Regions from separate parts of the Mus musculus genome. Here region 1 is linked to region 2. Evidence: chromatin contacts called from ENCODE Hi-C data. All regions are on one chromosome and are shown on one strand. The core of a region is the stretch at or near the end of the contact, and the rest is flanking DNA. Distances in the headings are between cores, read along the strand shown. Region 1 overlaps Upb1 (ureidopropionase, beta). Region 2 holds the start of Adora2a (adenosine A2a receptor).

Region 1 (2,924 bases), core at 353-2,852, 120 kb before region 2:
GGATGGTGCTTTGATCCTGAGTTCAAGACCGGCAAGACAATGGGACCATGTCTCCCACCTCAAATTCTCTGCATCACCTAGTGTGATGGTTTGTAATATGCTTGGCCCAGGGAGTGGCACTATTTGGTGGCTTTGCTAGAGTAGGTGTGTCACTGTGGGCGTGGGCTTTAAGACCCTCATCCTAGCTGTCTGGAAGCCAGTCTTCTCCTGACTGCCTTCAAATGAAGATGTAGAACTCTCAGCTTCTTCTGCACCAGGTCGGCTTGGATGCTGCCATGTTCCCACCTAGATGATAATGGACTGAACCTCTGAACCCGTAAGCAGCCCCAATTAAATATCGTCCTTATAATTTTGCTTTGGTAATGGTGTCTGTTCAGTAAAGTCCTAACTAAGACACCTAGGTTTGTGCCTGCCTGAATAATTGGGCCATAGCTAAGTTGACTCAGCTTATCCTATGAACAGTCCATCTGCTCACAGAGATGCTATGGTCTCTGTGACTCTCATCTGCTCTTACTGTCTTCCTGCTAGTACACAGTTTCCCAGATTGCCCCTTGAGGAGCTGATGGAACCTTGAGATGGGGTCGGAATGGAGCTGAGGAACAGGACACCAGGTAGAGGAGCAGAGAAGGTCGGCCTGGTCCACGTAGCATCTCATTATAGACACAAATGGAGACCAGGGTGGGAAGCTGGGAAGTCTATCAAAGCTGCCCACGCCCAGGTATTACCACATCCCATTCTCCTCCGGACCAGCTCCTTTCCATGGCCTTAATATGATCCTACAGCATCTTATCCTGGGGTAGAATCTACACTACACAAAACACTTTTGAAGTATACCGATCCAGTCACATTTAATAAAATTTCAATGATGTTGAATCATCTTTTGAATCCCCAAACATTTCCAAGTCCCCAGAAGAAAGTTCTCATATTCATCATTAACAATTATCACACATACGCAGTTAAGTGCCTATTCTACCCTCCTCCTGCCTGAGTATTAAAAACTCCGCCTTGTATACATTTTAAAACTTATCCACTGGGGCCGGATATGTCCCCAAACCTAACCCGAGCTAGGGGCTAGTACCAGGTCTTCCTTCACAATGTTGGGACTGTAGTTGGGTTTGACCGCTTCGGCAAGTTCCCGGGCATACATCTCAAGTCGTCCCGTCATCTGAAATCGAAACACATAGGCTTGGGAAGATTTTAAAACAAAACAAAACAAAACAACAACAACAACAACAACAAAAACCCCCCAAAACCTATTCGCTGCCACTTCTGGCCACTAGGGGGCAGCCACAGGACAGAAATGCATCCACCATGCTGATTGACAGGGCTATTTGAGACAAAGAATGGCTGTGTGATGACCTCAACACTAATTCCAGTGATGTTCCAGAGTTCGTGATGTTCACACAGTCCATCCCAGTTGACCTTCACCTCTCAATCGGGGAGATGTGGTCTGACTTAGGACAGGATGGAGAAGAGGAGTGTATACCAGCTAGGAACTGAATGGAATCGGAACTCTCTCTGCTCTGTGTAGCAACTTGTTATAGACACAGATGGAGACCTGGGGTGGAAAGCTGGGAGCTCTACAAAAGCTGCGCACCCCCAGATAGGCTCTCCCTCACACCCTCTCCTGTGCCAGCCCCTCCCAGCAGCCTGGAAATGAGCTCACATGCATCACCACGGGAAAGGCTTTTGGTCTGAGAAAGGGTCTAATGAGAAACCACTCTGCTTGTTGCTCCGGGAGATGCATGGCAAAAGAGTCTGCTGAGTTCTTGGCTCTAAGTTCTGAGAGGGAATCCTAATTTAACCCCATTGGCCCAAGAAAATGACAGGGAAATCAGGAGATTTCATGAGCAGAGTCTTGTTTATCCAATAAGAATCTGGGCCTCTGGAAAATGATCAAGAACTCTCACTCAGAGGCTGGAGAGATGGCTCAGCGGTAAGAGCACTGATTCCTCTTCTAAAGGTCCTGAGTTCAAATCCCAGCAACCACATGGTGGCTCACAACCATCTGTAATGAGATCTGACGCCCTTTTCTGGAATGTCTGAAGATAGCTACAGTGTACTTACATATAATAAATAAATATGTCTTAAAAAAACTTAAAAAAAAACAAAAAAACAAAAAACAAAACAACTTCACACTCAGATGAAGTCGGGGACTAGAGTTTAGAGTCCACACTGGGGCTTTTTCTTTGCAGTCAGGAGCCCTTCCAGGGGGCCTTGGCTACCACTGTCCCATCTCAGCATGGCAGGCACCTGCACTCCTAGACTGCTGACCCCACAGGCAGATTTTAAAACTGTGTCTTAAGTCCTAGGGACAGAAGATGCTTGCACCAAAGGAACTGAGGAGGGTGGAGTGGGAGCCAGGCAAAGCTCCAGTTTTCCCACGTGACCCGATTCCCACTATTGTTTCAATGCCTAGACGGTGGAGCCTGGTGGCAGGCTGAGCCAGACATGCACATTTATCTTGTGACAAGTGCAAATGCCTGGAAAGGGGGGAAAAAAAAACAGATCACAGAAGCCAACCGGCTGTATTCTCTAGACAAATGAAATTGAGATTAATTTGGACAAAGGCACCTAGAATCTAAATCCAATGAAGGGAGAATTTATTGAGACCTTCTGCTTGCGCATCATGCCACCCAGTGCTTCCTCCCCACAGCCAGCAGAGTCTTAGCTCTCTACTCAGCTGCGGAGTGGGGGAGTTGGTGCCTTTCCCCAACTGCCTGCTGGAGCAAACCTGTCCACTGAAGTTCCCGAAGCCGCAGACTGGGCAGGGTATCGGGGCAACGGAAGGGGACACGAGTACCTACCTTGAAAGTCCAGAAATCATTGATCTGCTGGCAGAGATTGAGGTTGAGCTCCGTGACCAGCAGCCCATCCTGATTACGGGAGAGGCCGGGGGTCCGGCTGCCATCGGGAGCTGCCAC
Region 2 (2,700 bases), core at 96-2,595:
GGCACCTAGGACATCCTTGGTTGGTTGTGAGCAACCTCCTGAAAGCCCACGAGGTCTGGGAGTAGAGGAGGAGCTGGGCAGTAGAGGCAGAGATCGGGCAACCAGCACAGAGTCCCAGGTAGAAGGACAGAGAACAGGCTCTCATCTCAGGGAGGCAAAGTGCAGTCTATGGTTGGGTAAGGAGAGGGATTCAAATCCCTCCTGAGCCATTCTGGGGAGAAGGAGTCCTGGCGATTGTCTGGCTGCTGCATCTGTCTCTCTGGTCCACTGTGAATTCCTGCTCCTCCCATTACATGGGCGGGCAAGATTAGTCTAAAGGTTCCAAAGGCAGTGCCCATCCTCTGCCAAACCCTTGAGAGTTGTTACCGTTCCCGCCATTTGCACCCCTGCTTTGGGCACCCCCAGGCACCCACCCTGTTGTCCACTGGACTCTCCGCAGTGCCCTAAGTTCCCGCCACCACAGTCAACAGGATGCTCCCCTCCCCCGGGTTCCAAACTCCCCTGCTCTTGCCGTGCCTTCCCCGAAGCAGCCGGTGCCCGCTTGAACCCCCAACCCGAGAGTCTGACCCGCCTACCTCCGGCCGCGCCTCGACGTCCGCAGCCTAGCTTTGGTAGGGACGCGCCCTAAAGGGACTTGTGTGCTTGCAGGTTCAGTCCCCTCCGCGCGGCGACAAATCGACGGCTGTAGCAGCTCGTGTCGCCGGCGGGTCTAGACGACTGTAAGGCATCCCGCTACCCTGCCTTACTCGAGCCCCTTCCTCCCTAGCTGCCCTTGAGCACTTTCCGGTCGCCGAGGACCGCCCCGATGGCACCACACTTGAGATGTGACCGCGCCGAGGACCCGGGCTGCTACCGCTCCCGAAGTGGCCAGGGCAGGCTCGGACCTCGGCACCCGCGAACTCCCCTCCCGACAGCAGGAAGGAAGAAGGGTCGGAGGGAGCGGCGGGCGCTCCGAGGGGCGGGAGGACCCTGGTTCGCTCAGACCTCCAGGCTCCGCAGCCTCCGACGGCCACAACCGCCAAGATGCCCACCCGAAAACCCCCAGGGTCCCCGGGACCCAGGACCCCCGCTGACCTGCCTCTTGCTCTGGCTCCCACCGTCTCAGCGACCGCTCGGGCTCCAGCTCCGGCCGCGCCGCTCATGGGCGCACCCTGCAGGCGACTTCGAAACCAGCGCTGCTCCCGCCCCGCCCCGCTGCTGGGGGAAACCGAGGCCTCGAGGCGGGAACCAGGGGAAACTGTCTCTGGAAGGGCGAGGTGGTGATGGGTCCGGCAGCAAAGCACCCTTCGCCCCAACGTGGGCGCTTCAGGTCCACGCGTCCTGACCGCCTCCTCCAGCGCCACTCCCACCCCCACCCGAGTGCCCCCACCCATGAAGCCTTGGCGCCCCACCCCTCTCCGGTGGCTCCTCCACAAGGCATTAGGCTGTCTATGCCACTCTGGTCCTCCCAGTTTTGCCCTTTATCGGAGCTAAGCTGCCCTGATGCTGTTATGACCCAAGCTGCTTCACACCCGACCCTAGGCCGGGGCTGGGGGCGGAGGGGGGTTGGTCCTTTACAGTTCTTACATCTCTGATGCCTGTGAACCGTGACTCCTCCCCCACATCTTTACTTCTCTGAACTACTGAGCAAGGAGGGAGTGCATCTGCACCACAGCCTAACTAGGACTCTCAGACTTCTGGGCTGGGAATCTCCTCCTCTCACGACTGGAGGCAGCTGGACCCAAAGTGGAATCTTGTCTTTCTGGAAGGATTTGCAAATCTCAATCTGTTCACAACAGGGCAAGCCCTTCACACAAGGCCACAGCCTTTCTGGAACCTTGTCTTCTAGAACCTTTGCAACCCACAGGCTGTCTGGTTAGAGGAAAGTATGAGGGGAGGCTTGCTGAGAGCCAGGCTAGACCCCCGGGGGGCTGCAGTCAGGATGGGAAGGAATATCTCTTCAGAAGTAGGCACATAGTGAGTGCAGGTGCCAATGTCTGCCTTTGAAATGGTGATTGTCATCTACCAGGACTTGACTTGGACGCCCCCCACCCCATCTCTCAGGCTCATTCTTCCAAAGTCTGACCTTTTATTTCCATTTGATGAGCCCACCCTCGCAGTGTTACAGCATCTGTGGGGTAGAGGGTGTGCCTGTGTCTACAGATCTGGTTAGAGTAGGGACCTTCGTGCAATTTGCTTTAAACCTGAGATCCTCTGGAGGGAGCACAGAAGACTGGAGCACTGCCATCTCAGCTTCAGTTAAGAAGCCTAAAACCATCACCAAGCAGGACCAGTGCCAAGGGCTGCCCTGACACTGGCGTGCGTCGCCATGTGCCTTGCAGGGGTAAGGATGAGACACGATCAAGCTAGGGTCTATTCTCAAACTGGACTCTGCGTGTTTGTTCCTGAGTTCTCTTGGGGGAGCAATACTATCCTGCCCATTCCTGTCAAGACTCGTGTCCTGGGATGACTATCTTAAAAATGCCCCATTGAAGGGGATATGGGGACTCATGAAGTAGAGACCAACTCTTGGCCAGTTCTGGGGATCCCTCCTCTCTCTCAACCATTCCAATTCCAGGGCCCAGCACCTTTCTCCAGGGGGACCCTCCTAGAGCAGTGGTTCTCAACCTGTGAGTCACAATCCCTTTGGCAAACCTGTATCTCCAAAAATACTTATATTATGATTTATACTAGCAGGAAATTACTGTTACAAAGCAGGGA

The links. Hi-C counts contacts between places; a loop is a spot of excess contacts on that map.
Region 1: a loop to region 2 is called in a map of gastrocnemius, with 10 times the contacts of the local background. The contact joins the enhancer-like site here to the promoter of Adora2a in region 2. A Hi-C loop is called at or near these places in 27 of 37 maps with a recorded cell type or tissue (Patski, T-helper 1 cell, T-helper 17 cell and 8 more).

What each region holds. Positions count from the first base shown.
Region 1 is chr10:75,438,095-75,441,018 of GRCm38, reverse strand. Upb1 (ureidopropionase, beta) reads right to left here. Exons shown (of 10, transcript NM_133995.4): 9 at 2,808-2,924; 10 at 1-1,165. The coding sequence ends at 1,055. Among named protein-coding and RNA genes, the nearest start is that of 4933407G14Rik, 10 kb to the left of the region's middle. Within about 2 kb of position 1,602, at least 2 of the 3 ENCODE cell types and tissues checked have a DNase peak (open chromatin) inside an H3K27ac peak, as active enhancers do; they include gastrocnemius and heart, where a contact is called at or near this core.
Region 2 is chr10:75,315,522-75,318,221 of GRCm38, reverse strand. Adora2a (adenosine A2a receptor) reads right to left here and starts at 1,345. Exons shown (of 3, transcript NM_009630.3): 1 at 1,075-1,345.